Regions from separate parts of the Homo sapiens genome. Here region 2 is linked to region 1. A link is an interaction called in ENCODE POLR2A ChIA-PET data of the cell type or tissue named here. Cell type or tissue: IMR-90. All regions are shown on one strand. Links, peaks and the distances in the headings refer to the core of each region. The heading gives the core; the rest is flanking DNA. Region 1 overlaps PLCZ1 (phospholipase C zeta 1). Region 2 overlaps PDE3A (phosphodiesterase 3A).

Region 1 (16,763 bases), core at 4,231-12,230:
ATGGTCCTGGAGGTGGCAAGAAGGATGACAAGCTCTAACAACTCAAGGACAAGAAAAAGAAATATGAACCTCCTGTACCAACTACAGTGGGGAAAAAGAAGAAGAAAACAAAGGGACCAGATGCTGCCAGCAAACTGCCACTGGTGACACCTCACACTCAGTGCCAGTTAAAATTACTGAAGTTAGAGAGAATTAAAGACTATCTTCTCATGGAGGAAGAATTCATTAGAAATCAGGAACAAATGAAACCATTAGAAGAAAAGCAAGAAGGGAAAAGATCAAAAGTGGATGATCTGAGGGGGACCCCAATGTCAGTAGGAATCTTGGAAGAGATCATTGATGACAATCATGCCATCGTGTCTACATCTGTGGGCTCAGAACACTACATCAGCATTCTTTCATTTGCAGACAAGGATCTTCTGGAACCTGGCTGCTCGGTCAGGCTCAACCACAAGGTGCATACCATGATAGGGGTGCTGATGGATGACATGGATCCCCTGGTCACAGTGATGAAGGTGGAAAAGGCCCCCCAAGAGACCTATGCAGATACTGGGGGGTTGGACAACCAAATTCGGGAAATTAAGGAATCTGTGGAGCTTCCTCTCACCCATCCTGAATATTATGAAGAGATGGGTATAAAGCCTCCAAGGGGGTCATTCTCTGTGGTCCACCTGGCACAGGTAAAACCTTGTTAGCCAAAGCAGTAGCAAACCAAACCTCAGCCACTTTCTTGAGAGTGGTTGGCTCTGAACTTATTCAGAAGTACCTAGGTGATGGGCCCAAACTCGGACGGGAATTGTTTCGAGTTGCTGAAGAACGTGCACCGTCCATTGTGTTTATTGATGAAATTGACGCCATTGGGACAAAAAGATATGACTCCAATTCTGGTGGTGAGAGAGAAATTCAGCGAACAACGTTGGAACTGCTGAACCAGTTGGATGGATTTGATTCTAGGGTAGATGTGAAAGCTATCATGGCCACAAACCAAATAGAAACTTTGGATCCAGCGCTTATCAGACCAGGCCGCATTGGCAGGAAGATTGAGTTCCCCCTGCCTGATGAAAAGACGAAGAAGCCCATCTTTCAGATTCACACAAGCAGGATGACGCTGGCTGATGATGTAACCCTGCACGACTTGATCATGGCTAAAGATGACCTCTCTGGTGCTGACATCAAGGCAGTCTGTACAGAAGCTGGTCTGATGGCCTTAAGAGAACGTAGAATGAAAGTAACAAATGAAGACTTCAAAAAATCTAAAGAAAATGTTCTTTATAAGAAACAGGAAGACACCCCTGAGGGGCTGTATCTCTAGTGAACTACGGCTGCCATCAGGAAAATGGTTGGGTGATTTCTCAGTCCCTGAAAGGGATGAGGCTGGGGGAGTTGCCCAGAGGAATCTCTGTTCCCATTGATTTTTATTAGCAAAACATCCTGTGTCTTTTGGAGTACGATGTGTAAGTGCCCACTGGGTGGCCTGTCTGTTGGTCACTGTGCAGCAGTCTGCTTCCCAATAAAGCGCGCTCTTTCACAAACAAACAAACAAAAAAGCTCTCCCAACATGCAGAGGAAAAGGGAATATGTTAAAGTTGACACAAATTAACAGACACTGAAGACAGATACTGGAGAAAGACATATGGATAATTTTTCTTTTTAAGTAATCAAATGATATTCACAGACATATGGGGGGAAGAATCCTGACCTACAAAAGCCTAATTGTGGAGACTGAGGAAAAGAAAAGGGCTCCTAAAATTTCCAGGTAAAATTCATCAAAGGCGAGAAAAAGTAACATGCCCACAAAGTAATTAGTGGGCTGAACTGAGACCTGTATCTCACAATATTAAATGCCTAAATACAATGAAATCATATAGTAGAACTTTGAGAGGAGAAGGTTTTAGCCTCAATATGTCAATTCACAGGCAGATAATCATTCATGTAAAATTACAACAGGAAGACATTTTTCAGATATAGAAGGATGCTGGAATACTACCCACATATAGTACCTGAAAAGATTAACAGAAATTTAAAAGAAATTGAAGCAAATCAGTGGAATTCAAAATACTAATGTACACTATCTAGTTTATATAATAACCAAAAAATGTAAAAGAAAATTTATTAATCTTACCCTTATTGTAAGTGTAATTGGCATACCCTCTTTTATGTTACTTGGGTTAAAGTATGATTTACTCTCTCTTAAGAAATGTGGTTTCAAAATATATCCAGAACCACCATTATCCAAAAATTTCCCATTTTGCAGATCCATGGGCAGACCAGGGGTCTGGAAATTTAAAGCCACTGTAAGAAAGAAGTATTTTGACATTGTCAGGTAATAGAGAATACAAATAAAGGAACACAAACCACTTACTGAAATCTAATAATGGATTCTATGTCCCCAAATGTTCTATGAGCAAGTATCATTAGCCTAATAATTCATGATTTTTAAAACTCTTTCTCCTGCCATGTCTATATTAATGTATATTGATGAGTTGCAAAGTTTAATCTGTAAGTAAATTACTACACAGCTTTGAGTAAAGAAATCAAAATGGTATCCAGTACAGATTACAGAATAACAATGTTCATGTCAGGTAACACTTAAGAAATGTCAGAATAAAGAGTATCAGTGCATTGAATGCAAGAGGTAAAGACATCAACTATGTCATAAATTTTCAAGTCCATGAGATGCTGTTGTCACTTGAGGAGAAAGTGAGAAACAGGCAAAGCAATAATTGTCGTTACAATATGGAAGTACCTCAGTATAGCCTGGTAAATAGCCACTGTAGAGAGTACCACACTCCACCCTCCACCCAGCCCCAATATCCCCCCTCCTCACACCTACAGGCCTTGCCACAATCCAGTAGAAGGGTAACACCTGGTACTTTCTGATGGGTTAGTGCAGTGCTGTACTAGCTGTTCAATTTGGAATAAGAGTCTGGTGAGGGCAAATAACCAAGTTAGGCAATCTTATTCACTTTTCAAAACTATGAATGTAGAAGCTCATGTAAAGTATAAATGATAGAGGTCACTTGATTTGAAGAGGCCTTGAGCATACCTCAAGCAAAGGAATTTGATCTTCAATGTCCATTTGGGTTTCCTTGTTCCCTTCCTCCACTACACATGTCTCATATTAACTCCTCGTGAATTTAACCACCATTCCCCAAACCATCACTGAGATTTACCCCGCTTCAACCCAGATAGGAATGACTTCAACTCTTACAACACATGACCCACCATTAGTGCCTGACCCCAAAGCCCCCGGGCTAAAAAATCTTTTACAGAAAGCCCTTTTCACGAGTTTTTCATACATTCATAAAATGAATTCATTTTATGTTACTTCTGCAAACAACTCAATATCGTATATAACATACCCATTTGACAACCTATATTCCAAAATTCTTGGGGATTAAAATTAGAAGAGTCTGCTCTTGTTGCTTTGGGATATATTCTGGTAATGAACTTCCTGGTGTGAAAAATAAACTCATGGACTGAAAAAGAATAATTAAAACATTGTGAAAGAATTCAAATAAATTTAAAAAGCCACTATATATATATATATATATATATATATATCATATAATTCTATAATAGTTTCAACAATTTTGATATGTATTGTCTTGGCAAAAATTTGCAATTCATGAATATCAAAATAAATCCATGCCTTTATGTTTATAGTATAATTCACTATTATTTAGATGTTAGTGACAATTTTATCATAAAATGTATGTACACTGATCATTCAAGGAAAAAATTGATTAGATAATTTATATATTTTTTACACCCAAATTATTTCACTTTGTTGTAAGAATACATAAAACTCCAAAATATAATCCATTCATTTTTCAAAACAAAAGCAGCATTTTCCCTTATTATTTTTCCACTTTGATTTTCACAGTAGGGCAGAATCATATGGAAGTCACACAAAGCTATACGATTCCAGCTAAATTAATCCTACTGAACATTTCACAGGTTCTCAGGGTTGAAAGGCACCCCAAAGTTGTCCAGTTCGACTTCCAATCCCTTCACTCCAGCATCTTCCCCCAAAGTTTATTCAATCTGTGTTTACATGTCTCCATTGAAAAACTTTCAATGCTTTTAATTATTTCAAATGTCGTTCTTACTGGGATAATCTCTACGTATTTGTAGTATACACACAAACAGGAACAAACATACACACACAGTCTATTTTAGTTTCTGTACATATTCTTTGTGTTTCTTCTTGTCTATATAATATTTAAGTCACTTGAGATTCAAACTAACTTAAACCCTTTACCATTTGGCACCTTCTTCAAATTTTTGAACACAAATTTCATGCTTCTCCAAGGATTTTCTTTTTTCATTAAACAGATCCTGTTTCTGCAACCATTCCTGCTGATATAGTGACTCATCATGGGAGAATGGTTACTGCTTATGGCTCACTTCATTTGCTAAACCAACTAGAATAGAATCACCTCTCCCTTCATCCTAAATACTATTATTTAGGAAGCATTGTCAAATTAAAAATTACAGTTAATTTTATCAATATTTATTTTCAAAAGTTACACATTCCTTGAGAGAAAGTTTATTTTGAAACCATGTGTGTATAAATACAGCATAGGTGTCCAAGTATCATGCTCCCTTATCTAGTCCTAACAGATGTCTGTCCTTAGGCAAAACACATACTCTTCTGAGTCTTAATGTTTCTCATTTACAAAGTAATAAATGTGAATGATGACTAAGGTCTCATAACATAATATGATTTTGTTATTTCTGAGATTAACCTTTAGAAAATAAACATGTTTGTTATTACAAATACAGTTCATGTTTACTGTAAAATAGGAGGACATCAAAGAACAAATCAAACCATATGTCATCATTCAACTGATAACCACTGATAACTCCTTCACATATATCTTCCCATTCTTTTGTATGTGTATAATTTTTAGTTGAATGATAATGTTTGTTCCCTTTCACAAACCGTTATCTTTATTTACTATAATAATGTGAACATCATTTCATTTCAATAATATTCATCTACAACATTATTTTTTAATGATTTTCATTATGTTTATAATAATAATTGGCATCCTTGAAGTTAAACCTTTGCAGACATCATTGATTATTTACTATAACTTTTGGTGCAAGAAAAATGCTCTATGCCCCTTCAAAGAAATGGTAATGTTATACTTTGACTCTACTCAGAACTATCTAATTCCTTTCCAAAATTTTTGCAAGTATTTAATATGATGAGAGTAATACAATTATAATTAATTTATGCTGTGCCTACAGGTCCTGTCCTCATGAACAACATGAGGACCTGTCCTCATGAACAACATGAAGGAACAGAGACCAGTAAAGCATGTCATTCAAACTCTCTTAACCACACCTTACAGCAAGAAATACATTTTACAATCCAACTCACATGCACGATGCACAATTGCTTCATAAAACCATATTTATTATTACTGCTTGCAATACACTTTTCTTCTATTCTATTCTATTCTATTCTATTCTATTCTATTCTATTCTACTCCATTCCATTCCATTCCATCCCATTCCATTCTACTCTATACTACTCTATTCTATTCTATTATTTAACTGTAGTCCAGACCTACTGAATTGATTTTTGGTTACAACACACAGGTTAAAAAAGGAAAAGAGCCTTTAAAAAATCCAGGATCTCTCTAATAGATAGTTAGAGAATATGAACTAAAGTATACTTCAAAATCTTTGGGTATCTATGACCAGCCCAATAAGGTTAATCATTAAAGCTTTCAGAATCCGCATTCCCAAACAGCCAGCAGCTTTTCTCAAGTCAATTGCAGGTGCTGATTTTCCTTCTGTGGTATTTCTACACAAGATGGTAGATTGCATTTTTTTAACTTTTAATTTTTGTGGGTACATAGATAAATATATTTATGGAGTACACGAGATATTTTGACAAAGATATACAATGTCTAGTAACACATCAGGATAAGTGGTGTATCCATCACCCCAAGCATTTATCCTTTGTGTAACAAACAATCCAATTATACTCTTTTAGTTATTTTTAAATGTACAATAAACTATTGTTGACTGTAGTCACCTGTTGCACTATCAAATACTATGTCTTATTCATTCTAACTATAGTTTTGTATCCATTATTGTCCTTACTTCCCCCATACCCCTGCTACTAAAAAAAACTGCCATTTTTTGAGGATTAGCAGAGTCACCTGGCTCTTAAGTTAGTTGCTCATTCCCTTTTAAGTTTGGGACATTCCCCACATAATGAGTCTTCTTTCTATTCTCTTTCTCAGGCCCCGTTTTACCTTGGGCACTGCCAAACAGAATAACCACCTCAGTTTTAGAATTAGAGGCAGTGAAAGGAAGATGCAGAGACAGATGGCACCTCTACAGGTGTGCAGTGGGGCATGCACACTCTGCACAGCCATCTGGTAGTCCAGCCTGGGCGCCATTTCTTCCCCTTCCTTCACCATAGGCATAGAGCCTCCAAGTCTGATTAACCCTACCCTCTTCAATGCCTATTAAATCCACAAAGTTCATCCTGTCTCCACTCTCACTGCCAGAAATCTTTATTACCGCCTTCCTGCCTGCAATCTCACCCTTTGGCTGCTATCAGAGGTATCGTTTAGAAATAGAGTGGATCATGCCACTCCTGAGAGTTCAATCTTCTCCTGCGCACCTTCGCTTCCAGGACAAAGTTCAAGCCTTCTAATTCGGCTCTGCCTCCCTCTGCAGCCCTGTCACTGCTCTCCTATACAAGCTGCTCACCACAGCCCCCCAGCCCTCAACAAATGTGGCCACATCGGACATTCTCAATCAAAATGTCATGGCTTAGGAAAGTTAATTAATGGCTAAGTTCCATGAAATAAAACTTAATGAGACCTGAGGTATGTAACCCCATTCTAAATTATGTTAAATGTGTTGAAATTTTATGAGAATATACATTTTATAAATATCATTGAGCAATCTTAACACCCTAGCAGTGAATCTAACTCATTTAAACATTTCATCTATTTGAGTCACAAAAATTTACCTCGCAATTTTGAAAGTTTTCGGGCTTGTGTCTCCCCAATAGAATTATTTTCATTAAATTGCTGATATAATCTTGAATGTTGAAAGCTTTTGAATTTCTCAGCTTTCGTATAAATGACAAGATCAGATAAGGCCAGAGCAATTTTTAGCTTCCTGGTCTAAAAATAAAATGCAGTAATTTTACATTTTTATGCTAATCATTGGGAAAAAAAATTTTTTCTAGTAAAGAAAATACACTTTCAAACAAATGATTTTCATCTTTTCATAAGATTATCTCCTCAAACACCATTTGATTAACTCAATATGATTATTTTTGGGAACAAAAAAATATTTAATGTTAAGATAAGCTAGCTTAAATTTAAAAATCATGATTAATGTAATAAGTATTGAGGACCACAATTATTACTATTTATTTTTTTCCTAAAGATCTCAGTGTATTCCCATGAATTTTATAATTTTAGGAATTTTTGTCATTAATAAATTTATATTGAAATGACTTCTATTACATAGCGAACATTTGCCATTTCACAACCTGGCATCTATTTCTTTTACACTTCTTTTTAGCCATTTCCCAAGTTTTGTTTTGGGAAAACATTTCTTGCTCATGCTCAATCCAAGTATGAGTCAGGCAGATTGGGCCAGCTAAACAGAGCTTTGCATTCCCCTAGCAACAGTAATTGGTTCTGGGATGTGCGCATAACCAGATCAGAGCCAACGTACAAAAAAAAAAAAAAAAAAAAAAAATAGTTGCTCTGCCAAGAGATAGGCATTCCACTGGATTTGAAGCTGAAATGATATAAAGCTGACTCCTTGCAATAGCCATGCACCAACACAGAGAAAGTGGGAGCAAAGCTGGAGAAAGAATTGAAGTTCTGCTGACTTTATGTGAGACACTATATCAAGTCATTTTTTAAACTAAAATCCCTTTCACTGAACTTTTCATCTATGTAGGCCAATTAATTAATTATCATTTTATTTAAACCAGCTGGATTGGTTTTGTGTCACATGCAACCTAATATACTTTCTTTCATCATGCTAATGTATATACATATAACATTATGTATTATTAATATTGAATCTTGTCTTTGTCTTTACTTGGGACCAGGGAAATTACGTTGTGTATCTCTGCATCTTTTGCACTTCGCACAAAGCCTGTTTCATAAGAATGCATAATATTTATCAATTATAGAGATTTTTTTTTTTTTTTTGAAACAGGATCTCTCATTCTGTTGCCCAGGTTGGAGTGCAATGGCTCGATCTCGGCTCACTGCAACATCCGCGTCCCAGGTTCAAGCAATTCTCCTGCTTCAGCGTCACAAGTAGTTGGAACTACAGGCATGCGTCACCATGCCCGGCTAATTTTTGTATTTTTAGTAGAGACGGGGTTTCACCATGTTGACCAGGCTGATCTCAAACTCCTGACTTCATGTGATCCGCCCACCTCAGCCTCCCAAAGTGCTGGGATTACAGGCATGAGCCACCGTGCTCAGCCTAGAGAAAAAAATGTTTAAGCAGCTAACATAAGAAAAGAGGCAATTTAAAAAATTCATCTTCCACCATCGATGTTTTCAAAGTAAATTGTAAATGATAGACTAGAGTTTTTATAAGAAGGAAAATGATTTTTCTCCAGAATTTTAAAAAAATCTCCAAGAATAAAATTAGAAAACTTTCCAATCACTTGTAAGATTTTCACAAAACACCACCTCACCTTCTTTTTCTTGAAAAGCATTACTCCAGGTAACTTTTTTACCCCTGTTTCCTTGTCTTGATTGTCTCCTAAAACAGATTCCAATACTTCTGATTCTTTGAATTTATCCTCCTCCTCCTCCTCCTCCTCCTCCTCCTCCTCCTCCTCCTCCTCTCCATCTGCCACTTCTTCTTCCCATTCCTCCACCTTACCACGCTTATCAGAACCTTTTCTTTCATGGGTTTCCTTTAAGGTTCCTATTTTCTTATTTTTAACTAATATTTTGAATTTTAGTGCCTAAGGAAACAATTTGAGAGATACAATTACACATTTACAAGTAAATTTGCATTGTAACAGTCACTGAAAAGTGTTTCACTATATTTCCAATTAGCCTACAGTAATAAGATATGTAAGAACTCCATTTTTTCCCATACCCCTATTCACATCTCAGTAGAGGAATGAATACAGTGATATAATGCTATTGATTGTAATTCACCAAAAAATAAGCCTGTTATGATTGAGACTTACCATATGCCATTTTTTTTATATTTCCCAAGTTGGTACTATTCCAACAATTTGAAATATGTGAAAAGTATATATATATAAATACTTACCATGATATTGCAATGAAAATGTTACAACTTCTGGTAGTAAACGCTTCAGCTCATCATTTTCTTATCCAACATTAAAAAGTATTAAATGAAATCAGGTATATTAAAATGTCTATCATAAGTGTCTGGCATCTAGTATAGACTAAATTAAAGATTCGTAATAAAGGCTCTTCAAATTTCTTCTGTATTACACATAAACATCATTAACTTAATATTTTCTGTCCTTCAAACTTAGAAGCATAGCAAAATTTACCATCAGTGTCACTTGTTCTAAATTTGAAGGCTTCTGGTTCCATTCTTTCACTTGGTTATTCCTGCCCTTAGGATAATTTCTTTAATTTAACAAGTACATTTAAGTACCGGCTCTGTTATATACAATGCTGAAATCTGGGTTATAAAGTAAAGTTCTTTTCTCCAGGGAGCTTTGATTGTCCTTTCTCTTTTGTCATCCTCAGGCATCCATTCAAATTATTCCATCATCTTGGGTCTTCCCTCTTTCACAATGACCCTTATGATACTCTCCACTGCAGAGTTTACCAAATGCACTCTGCAATCCCATGTATCAAGAATATTATCAGAAGTGCTTGGGAAAGGGACAAATTCCTAGGATCTACTTCAAAATAAGGGAATCAGAATCTTGAATTGTGGGGCTGGAATTGGGCCTCCTTTAACAAGTCTCTAGGCAATTCTTTTACACACAAGGACTGAATATTGTAGGATAAAGTAACTTTTTTTTTTTTTTTTTTTTGAGACGGAGTCTCACTCTGTCACCCAGGATGGAGTGCAGTGACATGATCTCAGCTCACTGCAACCTCCGCCTCCTGGGTTCAAGAGATTCTCCTGCCTCAGCCTCCCAAGTAGCTGGGATTACAGGGTAACTTTAATTCTTTATTTACTCATTGAAAAGCACCTCCCTGCTTTAATATGGAGCTAAAATTTGAATGAAAGCTATGTACGGGAATGCTAGAAAAATAGATTCATATATAATAGGAAGCGGGATTCTCTTCCAAGAAAGCTGAAAATTATAAGTTCCAGAATTGGACTATGATTTGGGTTTAATCTTTGATGATATGTTTCGAAATTCTTTACTATTTCTTTCCACCACAATTGAACACATTGAGTCTGTGGGCATTCTTATGCCACAAAAGAACCGTGGTCTTTCCATTTATCACACAGTTCATTTTTTTCTGTCTCAGTTCTATCATCAGCCCTATATGTCTTGTCACTAGTGTCACAACACTTTCACTTGAAAATTTTTCACTGATTTAAATAAAATGTTAAAAGAAGTAAAATTTGAAGATCTTCCAAATTTATTATGTCAGGGAGAAAAGTTCAGCCCTGGAAACTTAGTCATGTAATACAGCTGTTTTTCTTCGATGGTGCATGACCATTGCTTTCTGACCTTTGTGTTGAGATGTTATACATTGACCAGACTCCTTATTCTTTATTCAAACCCTGACTAAATGACCTTAGAGATAGAGAACCTTGTGATTACCTCTTTACAATAGAATGTTAAGCAAACCCCTTAGAGTGTAATCAACCGTAGCCAATCAAATCTTAAATCTGTATGTTAACCCTTGTGTGGAAAATACTGTAATTCTGTTCTGTACCTCTGTTTTTGCCTGTATAAAACAATTTTCACTTTTTCCCACACCAGGAGCAATGACTACTATTCTTTGCTGTCTTGTGTGTCCCAGAAAGCTACCCTTACACTATGCACTTGAATAAATTCTTCTAACTGAATCCCAAGCCTTTTGATTATTTTAAGTTGGCAAAAAAAATAAGGAAAATACAGAGGGCAATACCCAAATATTACAAAAATATTGTTATGTCTAGCAAAAATGAAGACATGTCAAAACCAAACTATTTGTTGTTAGACAATACTATTCATCAAAAAGAAAGTTTATTTGTAATCTGATAAAATTTGGGATAGGGAGAAAGGCCCAGCAAAGGAAACTAAGCAGGAGTGGTCAAAGAGGAGTGAGGGAAGGCTAAAGAATGTGGTGTTACAACAGAAAGTAATTCAGGGAAAGGAAGTGGAGGTCGACAGTATTGAATGTTAATGAGAGGACAACCAGATGAAGACTAAAAGAGGTTCATTAGAATTTATCAGTAAGAAAATCTTTGATGAATGTGATGGGAACTTTCCTGTGAAGCAATTAGAAGAGAAAGAGGGACTGAACAGGTTGCAAGGAGACAAGAAAATGAAAATTTGGGCCGTGAGAGGGAGTAATTCCTTTCTTTTTTTCAATATGAAGGAGTTTTGTTCTTTTTGCCCAGGCTGGAGTGCAGTAGCTCAATCTTGGCTCACTGTAACCCCCGCCTCCCGGGTTCAAGCGATTCTCCTGCCTCAGTCTCCCTAGTAGCTGGGATTACAGGTGGATGCCACGACACCCAGCTAATTTTTGTATTTTTAGTAGAGACGGGGTTTCACCATGTTGCTCAAGGCTGGTTGTGAACTCCTAACCTCAGGGGATCCGCCCTCCTCAGCCTCCCAAGGTGCTGGGATTACAGGCATGAGTCACTGCACCGGGCCATAGAGAGGGAGTAATAAAGAGACAGCCAGAGAGAGAAGTGAAGTCCTGATGGTAGATGTGGACGTGATTTTTCAAAGCAAATACTTCAGTATGCTCAAATTAAGACGGAAAGGGTCATAGAGACAGGGAAATTGAAAAGAGTAGATTTTTTAAAGGGGAACTTGCTACCCAGCTGTTGAGATATTGGGTACTGACTATTTATAGTCTAGAACTTTTGCCACTTTCTAGGACTTTTGCCTGTAAAACATACTAAATTTCTGGTCCTTAATACTAATTGCTTTGATATTGTGGACCCATGGGGTAGGAGACACAATCAAAATGTGGGTTGTATGTATATATATATAAATTTTAATCGAAATATATTCACCTAAGCATTCATGAGAACATTCCCTAGGCAACATTGCAAAAATAAACCTCTATACGTGATCAAAACTAAGCATTTTCATTGGTCTCTAGCCCAGTTTCACAGGCCAATATAACAGTGACATGTTTTCATGGACTTTTTTCTTAACCTGAGTTTCTCAGAAAAAAATGTTACCTCTGGTGATGGTAGAGTATCAGGAAAATCATCAAGCATATCAGAAAGCAAGGACTCTCCAAAAGTAGCCTGCAAATTGTCTGCCATTACTTCTTGTTGGGCAGTGGAGCAGTGATTTTCTAAAGAGAGCACCACTGGGTAGTCAGATGTCTAAAAAAGTAACCATTACTATGGTTATTCATCAAAACTTCTAAATAATTGTAAGGCAATTAATATAAGTGCTTAATGTATTTTAAAACTTACTTCTAACGTTTAGTACCTTTGCAAAATAACTATTCTTTAAACTGAAAGTACTTTTGAGTTTGGCAAAACAGAGACCATTAAATCTGCATAAAAAGAAATGTATTACTATTTGCACCAAAAGAATAGGAACAACTGAAGCATCCATCAGTGAGTACTTATTTAAATAAATTATACTGGCCAGGCTCAGTGGCTCACAACTGTAATCCCAGCACTTTGGGAGGCTGAGGCGGGCGGATCACCTGAGGTCAGGAGTTCGAGGCCAGCTTGTCCAGCATAGTGAAACCCCATCTCTACTAAAATCACAAAAATTAGCCAGGTGTGGTAGTGTGTGCCTGTAATCCCAGCTACTCAGGACACTAAGGCAGGAGAATCACTTGAACCCGGGAGGCAGAGATTACAACGAGCCGAGGTTGCGCCATTGCATTCCAGCCTGGGTGACAGAGCAAGACTCCATCTCAAAAATAACAATAATAATAATAAATAAATTATACCATATCCATATAAAGGAATGATATAGACCAATTAAGAAGAAGGCAGGACGAGCATGGTGGCTCACACCTGTAATCCCAGCACTTTGGGAGGCCGAGGCGGGTGGATCACCTGGGGTCAGGAGTTCGAGACCAGGCTGGCCAACATGGCGAAACCCCATCTCTACTAAAAATGCAAAAAAGAAAATTAGCTAGGCGTGGTGGCAGGTGCCTGTAATCCCAGTTACCTGGGAGGCTGAGGCAGGAGAATTGCTTGAACCGGGAGGTGGAGGTTGCAGTGAGCCGAGATTGCACCATTGCACTCCAGCCTGGGTGACGGAATGAGACTCTGTCTCAAAAATAAAAATAAAAAAAAAAAAAGAAGAAGACAGAGCTATCTATACTGCTATAGAAAGTTATCTACGGGTTTATGAAGAAAAGCAAGTTACCAAAAAGTAGCATGCTATATTTTTATTGTTAATATACAAATATTTAGAGATTTTAAAAAGTGAAACAAAAACATTATTAACACTGATGAGTTGGGGGAAATGTCAATATTCTGCTTTTTCAGTTTTAAGTTCTGAAATCAAAACTCATTGTTTTAGAATTAGAAACAAAGATAAAGATATTTCCAGTTTCTAATAGCAAAGGAGTTTTATTAAGTGAAGGTGGCTCTACAAAGGTATTTTCTGCCCTTTCTCATTGCTGTAACTTCAAAACTTGCCATTAAATAGGGAACAAAACATCACTGGATCTTATTTACAATTTTTTTCTTTGTTTTGATTTCATATATACTTATCAGGGCACAAATTTACCAATTTGTAAACAAGCCAGGGAATCACAAGTCTTACTGCATTTTCACAGCACTCAGAACAGGGTCGATTATTACTATGTCTTTTTAATGTATGAGTGTATTGCTCTGTGGCTGCTGTGACAAAAATTACTACAAACCTTGGTGGCTTACAACAACAACATTTATTCTCTCACTGTCTAGTCACCAGAAGTTTGAAATCAGTTTCACTGGTCTCAAATCAAGGTGTTGGTAAGGCTGCACTCCCTTGGAAGGCACTGAAGAAGAATCCTCCTTGCCTCTTCCAGGTTTGGGTGGCTGCCCACATTCCTTGGCTTGTGGCCACATCTCTCTAATCTCTGTCCCTGTCTTCCCACTGCCTCCTCCTCTGGTGTATCAAATCTCTCTCTACTTCCTTCTTATAAAAGTCCTTATGATGGTGTTCAGCGCCTACTCAGATAATCCAGAATAATCTCCCCATCTAGAGGTCTTTAACTTAATTACATCTACAAAGACACTTTTTCCAAATAAAACAACATTTACAAGTTCCAGGAATTAAAACTTAATATTTTTGGAAGCCCTTATTTGACCTACACAATGATCTTCTGAATTAGAGTGAGTCCACTGACTCACTCTGATCCCAAAAGAATAGGTAAAGTTTTTTCCAAATATAATAAGTAATTCTGAGACTGGGCAAAGTGATGGCCTAAAAGGTGGATTCTTCCATGAGGCCCTGATGTCACTGACATCATTTCTCTTTCTTCTTGGCTCCATCTTGTGGGAAGATCCTCTTTCTTTTATCTTCCCTGGCCACATTGAAAGTGGATGTTGAGGAGTTTGCTCTCTTGAAAGCCAAGCAATGTTTGCCCCCCATTTCCTTACCAAAGGCTGTTTTAAGGCTCACCTAAGAGTCATACTTATGAGGGTTTTTGGCAGTATAAGTCCCTTAAAACTTAGATTTCTTATGTATTTATTCTAGTAAACTCATGCAACTAGACCAAGTTATGACTTCCCTAGTCATAATTATTGTCTATGTAATTTCATGTCCTCTTTTTCCAAATAGTGACTACCTTGAGTAGGAAGTCTAAACTTTAATCTTATCTATGCTGCAAAACTGAGTCACCTTGTTCAGCTGGGAAGTCTCATTGAGTCTCCACTGCTCAAAGCCTTGTTTAAAATCTCACTTCTTGCTCTTTTGGGTGTTTTTAAATGCATTTTATTGTGTATACTTAAGGTATACAACATGATGTTATGGAACACACGTAGATAGTAAGAAGGTTATTACAGTGAATCAAATTAACATATCCATCTATCCATCATTTCACAGTTACCCTTTTTAAAATTTTTGTAGCAAGAGCAGCTAAAATCTATTCATTCAGCATGAATACCATATACAGTATAACTTTATTACCTATAATCCTCATATGATACATTAGATGTCTAGACTTTTTCATCCTACATATGTGCTACTTTGTAGCCTCTGACCTACCTTTCTCCATTTTCTTCTCCCTCCCCACACCTCGTTCCTGTCAACCACTGTTTGGTTATCTATCTCTGTACATTTGAGAGTTTTTTTTCTAAATTCCACATAAAAGTGAGATCAGGCATTATTTCTTTCTGTGTCTGGCTTATTTCACTTAACATAATGTCCTCACTCATGCTGTGGTAAATGGAAAGATCTCATTCTTTGTAAAGACTGAATCATATTCCATTGCATATATCCATTTTCTTTATTCATTTGTCTGTCAATGAACACTAGGTTGTTTCCATATCATGTCTATTGTGAACAATTCTACAGTGAACACTGCAGCACAAAAACTTTATGAGATGGTTATTTAATTCCCTTTGGGTATGTACCCAGAAGAGGGATTACTGGGTCATATGGTGGCTCTATTTTTTATTTCTTTAGAAACCTCCATGCTGTATTCCCATTGGTGGTACCAATCTACATTTCCATCATCAGTGTACAGGGTTCCCTTTTTGCCACGCCCTCGCCAACATTTGTTATCATTTGACTTTTTGATGAGACCTTCTAACATGGTAAGACTGTGAGGTGGTATCTCATAGTGGTTTTGATTTGCATTTCCCTGGTGACTAATAATGTTGAGTACCTTTTCATATACTTGTTGGCCATTTTTATGTCTTCTTTGGAGAAATGCCTATTCAGGTTTTTTGTTCATTTTTTAATCAAGTTTTTTTTCCACTAATGAGTTGTATGAATTCTTCATAAATTTTGGATATTACTCCCTTATCAGATACATGGTTTGCAAATATTTTTTCCCCAATTCATAGGCTGCCCTTTGATTTTGTTGGTTGATTGTTTCCTTTGCTGTGCAAAAGCTTATTAGTTTGATGTAGTCCCAGTTATTTATTTTTGCTTTTGTGATCTGAGCTTTTGATGTAATATCAAAATAATAATTGCCAAAGTCAGTGTCTAGGAGCTTTTCTCCTATGTTCCCTTTTAGGGTTTTCATAGTTTCTAATATTATATGTAAGTTTTTTATCCATTTTAACATGATTTGTTGTGTATGGTATAAGATAAGGGTCTAATTTCGTTCTTTAGCATGTCGAAATTCAGTTTTTTCAGTACCATTTATTGAAGACATTATCCTTTACCATTTTGTCTTCTTGGTCTCCTTGACAAAAATTAGGTTGACCATATATGCTTAGGTTGATCTCTAGGCTCTCTATTCTGTTCCACTGGTCTATATGTCTGTTTTTCTGCACAGGACCATGCTGTATTGATTACTATAGCTTTGTAACATAATTTTAAATCAGAAAGTGTGATGCCTCCAACTTTGTTTTCATTTCTCAGAATTATTTTGGCTATTTGAAGTCTTTTATCCTTCTTTACAAATTTTAGGACTTTTTTTTTATTTCTATGA
Region 2 (8,000 bases), core at 1-8,000, 1.8 Mb after region 1:
TCATGTATTACCTTTTTACCTAAATTTCTTTCAGTGTTTTCTTCTCTGCTATCCCTTGAGTATATCTCTTGAGCTTATCATGTGTCTTGGTTGTTGAGGGCCAGAACTGAAGAACTGTCCCTATCCCTTCTTGTGAGTTAAAAGGGAATTAAGGAAAAGGAATCTCACTGCAGAAGAATGTTTTGGTTGTTCATCCTATATTTAATCTTGCTCCTTTGAGTTTATGGTCAAACATGAGCACATTTATAAAATGCTTTCCTGGGGCAGCGTGGAAGAAACTGTGTTTGGAAAGTGATATTACACTGAGGACACTTGGGCAAGAGGCTTCTGCAGCTTCAGTCGCCATTGCTTTGAAGATCATCACTCATTGCTCGAAATCTTCTATGAACTCCTGTAAGTTCAGATGTTAATAGCTGAACATTGTTCAACAAAGTCTTAAATTGATTTTAAATGGACTGGTATAGCAAAGCAATTGGAAGGTATACAAAAGAGCAAAATTGAGAAGCTGGGTGATCTAAGCCTGAAGTCCTCAAATATTTAAAAGACTTAGTTTGTCAAGATTTAACCATCTTTTTCTGAGTTCTTTTCATCACTGTTGACAAAAGCAAGCACTGGAGAAAAATTTTTCTTTTGCCTATGGGGCCAGCAGTGAAGATGAGCTCATCTGTCCATCAAGCTCTTGCTGCTGCTACCTGGCCTCATTTAATAGCTGTGAGGCCAAATCCTTACTGTCTTTGAAGTCAGAACATGCAAAGTTTGAGTATTTGATGTATCTTTGAGATGTGTCAGTGGCCAACCAATGAGAGGGATTTGGCAGTTAGTGTCAATGCTACAAAAGACAGTTAATTGTACGAAAACCACAGGATAAAACTCCAAGTCAAAACAATAGAACATCATCCAGGTTATATATTTTTTAGCTATGTAGCAGGGGCCCTCTGCATTCAGGGCTTTTAAACTTATTTCCATTAACATCTTTATCATTTACATAGTAAAGCTTTCAGAATATAAAAATTCTTCTGATTATGGACAAGCTACTGTGTGTCCAAAGCATTGTATAATTTAACATGATCAACTACTTTTTCTAAAAATGTTATTTCTCAAAGAAATAAAATATAGCATTTGCAAAACACACACACAGAGGATCTTATTATTGAAGAAATGCCTAGGTTATTTGCAAGTCTATTAGGAATAATTTTCCTTAACTTATTGACTGTTTTCATCTCATGGAAAGAAGTTTCCCTCCTGTCTTTGCTTTGGATTATGTAACTTTGATTTTTCTTAAAGTAATGATTTGCCTAGAAGTGAATTCATTCAGCTTAAAAACCATAGTAGGGCAGTGTGAAAGGAAAATTTATGAATAACTTTTTCCACTATCTTTTCACAAAGATAAGTTCTAGTGGGAGAAGCTCTCAAAGTAACCAAACAAAACTAGCATTGACAGTGAAGGCAGAACGCCATTCAGGTTCTGAAATGAAACCATAGGAGAAATTGTCTTCATTGACTTGACCTTAACCAACTTGCTAGCGTTAACCAGTGCTCTGGAGTCTTTCTGTTAAAAATACCAACTGATGTTCATCAATTGTGGTGGTTACCTGGCCAGTTTATGCCACTTTTCCTTAGTGTTGTAATTGCAGAATTTAATTAAAAATTATATAAACCACTGAAATATAAGCCAAAAATAATGTTGTTGTTTCTATGAAAACTTGATTGAATGCTTTCTTTGAAAGACTTGATGAAGGCAAAGTAGATACAGCATATATGTTAACTGAGGTGTAGATGAAATAATTAGGGACTGTGGGTAAAACTGTAATCAAATAACTGTGCAGCATTACAGATGTTTAAATTACCTTTCTTCTAAAGGTGACATGAAATAGAGAGTAGGAGACCTAAACCTTGCAGGATTTTAGCCCTTCATAGAAAGATTGGTGAATGAATGTCTGAATAATGAATGTTTCAAGTTGAAACTGAATATTTATTATATGCTCATTTAATTATTAAACATGATTATTTGCTTTATGTGGCTCTTTCAACTGTATTTACTGACGTTGTTGTTGTTGTTGTTATTAACTAGTCCTAGTCATTTGGATAAGAAGACTCTTGCCCTATTAGATCAATCCCTAATCATAACTGGGGTACTATAGGACCTACTCTTTGTTAGCTACATATAGAGTAACACAATGAAACAGCCAGCAAAAATAAGTAAAGGAAGCATTTTAATATTTATGTATTTTTAAGAACATTGACATGAATCCCATTTATTGCTTAGAGCATCTCTTCACAAATCCCCCAAACTCTACAGATTTTCGGCTTCAACAATTTATTCAGATTCTCCATGTAAGTGACTTGGGAAATAGATTTTTTTTTTTTTTTTTTTTTTGAGCAGAGTCTCTTGTCACCCAGGCTGGAATGCAGGGGTGCGATCTCGGCTCACTGCAAGCTCCGCCTCCCGTGTTCACGCCGCTTTCCTGCCTCAGCCTCCCGAGTAGCTGGGACTACAGGCGCCCGCCACCACGCCCAGCTAATTTTTTGTATTTTTTGTAGAGACGGGATTTCACCGTGTTAGCCAGGATGGTCTCGATCTCCTGACCTCGTGATCCACCTGCCTCGGCCTCCCAAAGTGCTAGGATTACAGGCGTGAGCCACCACGCTCAGCGAGAAATAGATATTTTTAACAAGGTCCCCAAGTAATTTTCTCTAACAAGTACAGAAAGCACAAGATTATTTCTCCCTGTTGTTTTGACTCGTGTGATTACATAATTGATCATTTAACTAAGAAATGAAAAGTATTTTAGTGACTAAAAGTATTCATTGCACACATGTATTTTTTTTTCTGTAAAAAAAAAAAACCTGATGTAGAAGAATGTTTCTAAGCCATATAGGAACACAAATATTTTTGTTCCAGAATAACTTACCAGAAGGCCATGGCATAGAGAAATTCCCTCATTTCTATAAGTGTGCTTTTCTCTTGAATGAGCTTTACTTCAGTGTTTTACTTGGGCACATGTAGGGAAAGAAAAAAATCATGTTCAAGTTGAGGAATAAGAAGAGTTTCAGATGAAGAGAAGCAGATTCTGGCACACAAAGTTGAACAGTGCAAAACATTGAAGCCCAGCTATACATAATCAAGCTGGCTGAGCTATAATACACATTAAAATAAAAGTTTTTTTCTCAATGGACAAAATTGGAACTAAGTATGTCTGACTGTTTTAGAGATAAGCACTTCTCAACTTCTAACATAAAAAGAGAAGCTGGTGTTTATGTGAAAGAATCTATGTAAAAGCCATATGGAACTGTCTCTAATAAATATCCATTTAATCAAATGTCACTATGTTTTTGAATGTTTTGTAGTTTGATGCAGAGAATGTACTTTTATTTCTTCAGCAGCTGCTCTTTTTAAATGGATGCAGCTGTACTACAGATTTAATTTGCAACAATTGCTTAATTTTTAGTTGGTTGCTTCTAGTCTTTCAAAAGCAATGTTTCATGTTTCTGTGGAAAGATTTTTTTCCTAGAAAGTGCAAAGTACGATATGACGTAGGAATTAGGCAAATAAAAGTTTCTGCTTGATTTTTTTAAAACATAAAAGTTGTATTTCCTCTCTTTATAGCACTGCTTTTCCTAGACATCCTTTTTTCAGACAACATTACTAAGGAGATTTGATGCCTACATATCAGTCTTCATCTCAAAACTTCTAAAAGAGGCCTTACGCGGTAGCTCACTCCTGTAATCCCAGCACTTTGGGAGGCCGAGGTGGGCGGATCGCGAGGTCAGGATATCGGGACCATCCTGGCCAAAATGTTGAAGCCCCGTCTCTACTAAAAATACAAAAATTAGCTGGGCGTGGTGGTGGGCGCCTGTAGTTCCAGCTACCGGGGAGGCTGAGCCAGGAGAATTGTTTGAACCCCGGAGGCGGAGGTTGCAGTGAGCCGAGATCGCACCACTGCACTCCAGCCTGTTGACATAGCGACACTCCATCTCAACAAAAACAAAAAACAAACAAACTTCTAAAAGATTGTAAGCTGTAACAAATTCTGGCAAATGACTTGCAAATGAGAAGAAAAAAATCACGCTCATTCATGTAAAATGGTATCTGCTTTGAGAATAACCCAGTATCAAGTATGTGTTACTTGAATTAGAACTTTGACTTTTTAATATAGAGAGATACTTTTATCTTTGACGTATTTTATTAAAATGTAAAGCACATGATGTTCCTTTCCTATTTCCTTATATTACTCTGTTTTTACTGTAATGTTTAGAAATCTACTTTCTAGTTTAATTGTTATGGAGAAATCATCTTCCTGTATAGATTAAAATTCAATCTTTTTTGAACTCAAAGAAAAATTTGGAGGGAAAGATAAATATTAATGATGGATTATCTAATATTTGTTCCAATCTCAACATGTTTTACTTCTCATAGCCTTTTATCTTCCAGATAAAATTATGAGCGCAGATGTATAGACATTTAAAATGTGATTTTAAAAATGTATAATGCTTTTAACTTTCCTCATGTAAGACTTGTCTATAGGGCTCTGGATGTGTGAGCAGGCTGCCTGGAACCTCCTAGCCTGCTGGTTCCTTTACTCCTCCCATATCCAACTGACTCATAGCTTAGTGAACAGTTTTTTGTTTTTGTTTTTTCTTTAAATTTTGCCTTCTTTCTGGAGTATTTTCAAAAATCTCCTTGTGTATATATTGGAATATTTTTAGCTGTTACCTAAGTACTTAATTTCTTTATATAGTAGGTCATGCAGACAGAATTCTGCAATACATACAAATTTGTATCTCCCCTCCTCAAACTAGTCCCTCTGAGTTAAACAAAGTAGTTACTATAATTTCCTTGGGATTTTTATCTCTTAAAAGTATGCTATGCTTAGTGGTATGTATATAATTCAGTAATAGTCTGTTTTAATTTTTATATAAGGTTTTTCTTTAATATTTTAACTGTTGCTTATTAAATAAAACCCATTTGTAATAAAAACAGAGTTAAGTATAATCAGTGTTCCCCCAAATCAACGTATCTCTCTTGTACAATTTCTCATCATATTGGGTAAGGGAAAATGTGATTTTTGGCGTATCTGTGATTTCTGAAGGAAAGGGGTTTCTCTGTAGAACACAATGTGCTTATTCTTTTTCACTTTAACACTGGTATCTATTAATGGCTAATGAGCTCCATTAGGTTTAATCAACATTTCAGCAATTTTTGACTTGAATTTTGTTTAAACTTTCTGCTTTGTCTTTTACCTTTTGTTCTTTATTACGTTAGCTCATTTAATTTTTATACGTAGGATAAAACATACACTTTGAAATGGCCTCAGAATTTGAAAGTATGGCTGTAAAGGGTGAAATCACTGATGTTAAGGGAACATAACTAATAATGGTCATTGACGTACGGATGACTAGAAAGGCCAGTTGTAATTCGTGTTTAAAAAATTACTATATCATCTTCAAAGATTTATTTATTTATTTTTGTTCCTTTTCTTGGTGTGGTTTGTGTGTTGATGGGTGGTGAATTTGGAGGAAAGAAATGAGTCTTGAGAAAATACCTTGGTCATTCATTCTTAATATGTTTAGAGAATAGCAAACTTTCAGCATATTTTATTGAGATCAAAAGTAGCATGTGAAATTAGACAATGAAATGTCAATTTTTGTATTAGTTTCCTGGGGCTGTTGTCACAAAGTACCAAAAACTGTGCTGCTTAAACAATAGGAATGCATTGTCCCACAGTTCTGGAGGCTGCAAGTCGAAGATCAAGGTGTCAGCAAGTTGGTTCTTTCTGAGGGCTGCGAGGGAAAATCTATTCTGTGCCTCTCTCCTAGCTTTTGGGGACTCAAGCATTCCTTGGCTTGTAATGGCATTCTTCCCATGCCTCTTTTTATATGTCTGTCTCTGAATCCAAATTTCTTTTTTATAAAGACACAGACATATTGGATTGGAACCTAGCCTAATGACTCCAACTTGATCATCAGCAATGACCCTATTTTCAAATAAGGTCATGTTTATTCACACTGAGGATTAGAACTGCAAATATGTTTTTTTTTAGGGGGGACACAATTCAACCCATAAGAATTCTGAAACTTTGTTTTGTCCTTTTTTGATTAGTGTTAATACATTTTCAGAGTACTTTATATTCTCAGGGCTTAGAATAAGACAAAGTAAGATTATTCATTCGAGTATACTGGGTTATTTAGTAAGAAAATGGACTGAGATTTCATAATGAACTCTCTGCTGATATTGACATGAAAACTAGCACATTTTAAGGATTCACCTATCTACATTTACATGAAATCAATGTTCTTATAACCTTCTGACATTTACTTACCTTTTTGTATTTACTTATATACTTAATTTTGCTTTTAAGTATTATTACTATCTTTAATGCATTTGTGCTCTTTTTTAATATGGCAGGCTATGGAGTACAAAGATTTGTGTTTTTCTGGATTAGCAAAAAATAAAACAAAACTGTAAATCCAATCATTCAGATGAGTTCTTTGGAACAACTGAGGAGTCTGTGGCCTGACCAACAAGACTAAGGACCTTACTTCACTACTATTTGGATGCCACGGCTTGAGGTTTTGTTAATATTTTAGTGTTTCTCCTAATAAAATCCAAGGGATAGTTGTTCTTTTAGAGCACATTTATAAATTCTTATTTTAGCCTATCGCTGATAGACCTTTAAAAATATATTGCCTTGACATTTATATTGATAGAGCATATATTAGTCTGTTTTCACACTGCTATAAAGAACTGCCTGAGACTGGGTAATTTATAAAGGAAAGAGCTGTAATTGGCTCACAGTTCTACATGGCTGGGGAGGCCTCGGGAAACTTACAATCATGGTGGAAGGTGAAGGGGAAGCAATGCACCTTCTTCGCAAGGTGGCAGGAAGGAGAATGAACACAGGAGGAACTGCCTAACACTTTAAAACCATCAGATCTCTTGAGAACTCACTATCATGAGAATAGCATGGGGAAGCCATCCCCATGATTCAATTACATCCACTTGGTGTCTCCCTTGACACATCGGAATCATGGGGATTACAATTCAAGATGAGATTTTGAGTGGGGACACAGCCAAACCATATCAGAGGGATACATTCATTAAGATTAACAATTCTTACTTCCCAGTGTATATGTTCCTCATGTTTTTAAAAAGGAAAATATGATAGATGTGGTGATTTAGAAACTGGCTGCTTCTATGTGGTTCACCTAATCCAAGATTTTTGCTTATTTGTTTGTTTTTTTGAGACAGAGTCTTGCTCTGTCACCTGTGCTGGAGTGCAGTGGTGCAATCTCAATCCACTGCAACCCCCGCCTTCCAGGTTCAAGCAATTCTCATGCGTCAGCCTCCCAGGTAGCTGGGATTACAGGCATGTGCCACCACATCTGGCTAGTTTTTGTATTTTTAGTAGAGATGGGGTTTCACCCTGTTGGCCAGGCTGGTCTCCAGCTTCTGGCCTCAAGTGACCTGCCTGCCTTGGCCTCCCAAAGTGTTGGGATTACAGGCATGAGTCACCACGCTTGGCTTAATCACAGATATTAAAATCACATGTTTGTTTGAGAGTTAGAGATACGTGTAGAGACTTTCAAAGCATTACTTGAATTTTTTTCATAGTTTTTTAAAACTTTGTTTCTAATTATTGAAATAATCAATGCTTACTGAACAAATTTTAAAAAATAAAGAGAAGTATGTGAAGAGAAGTACTTAAAATCCAAGCATAATATAATATTAAATTTGACTGGCGTAGTGTCTGTGAGTGTGTGTTCACATGCCTATGTGTAGAACTAAAGAATAATTTAAATAAATTATGACTTATACAAATATGAATGAATGTATGCCCAAAATTCCATTTAACTGATTGATTAATGAGGGAACCAGTAAGATGTTACAACTGATTCAAATGAGAAGTTAAAGTATCACATACATTTAAAGTCAGAAAAGAAGTGCTAAATGAATTTACAAAAAGGTGCATAAGGCTGGACACGGTGGCTCATGCCTGTAA

Evidence for each region. ChIA-PET counts read pairs that join two places held together with the same protein. Peaks named below come from ENCODE experiments on the same cell type or tissue, not always from the same donor. Only the 100,000 strongest peaks of a DNase experiment are listed, where the experiment ranks them.
Region 2: POLR2A ChIA-PET joins it to region 1 with 8 read pairs; 1 of 35 experiments calls an interaction of 5 or more read pairs at or near these places.

Annotation. Positions count from the first base shown.
Region 1 is chr12:18,692,788-18,709,550 of GRCh38, forward strand. It overlaps PLCZ1 (phospholipase C zeta 1), which reads right to left. Exons shown (of 15, transcript NM_033123.4): 7 at 12,379-12,528; 8 at 8,905-8,989; 9 at 8,714-8,781; 10 at 7,007-7,163; 11 at 3,363-3,479; 12 at 2,123-2,292. It also overlaps a transcript of PIK3C2G not described here and the pseudogene PSMC1P9. Among named protein-coding and RNA genes, the nearest start is that of PLCZ1, 37 kb to the right of the region's middle. In IMR-90, for the core only: no CTCF peak of the experiment used is centred there; DNase peaks (open chromatin) are centred at 4,384 and 7,664; H3K27ac peaks cover 154 bases.
Region 2 is chr12:20,479,410-20,487,409 of GRCh38, forward strand. The region is part of intron 1 of PDE3A (phosphodiesterase 3A); the gene reads left to right. Among named protein-coding and RNA genes, the nearest start is that of PDE3A-AS1, 110 kb to the left of the region's middle. In IMR-90, for the core only: a CTCF peak has its summit at 7,012; DNase peaks (open chromatin) are centred at 4,582 and 7,532; H3K27ac peaks cover 584 bases.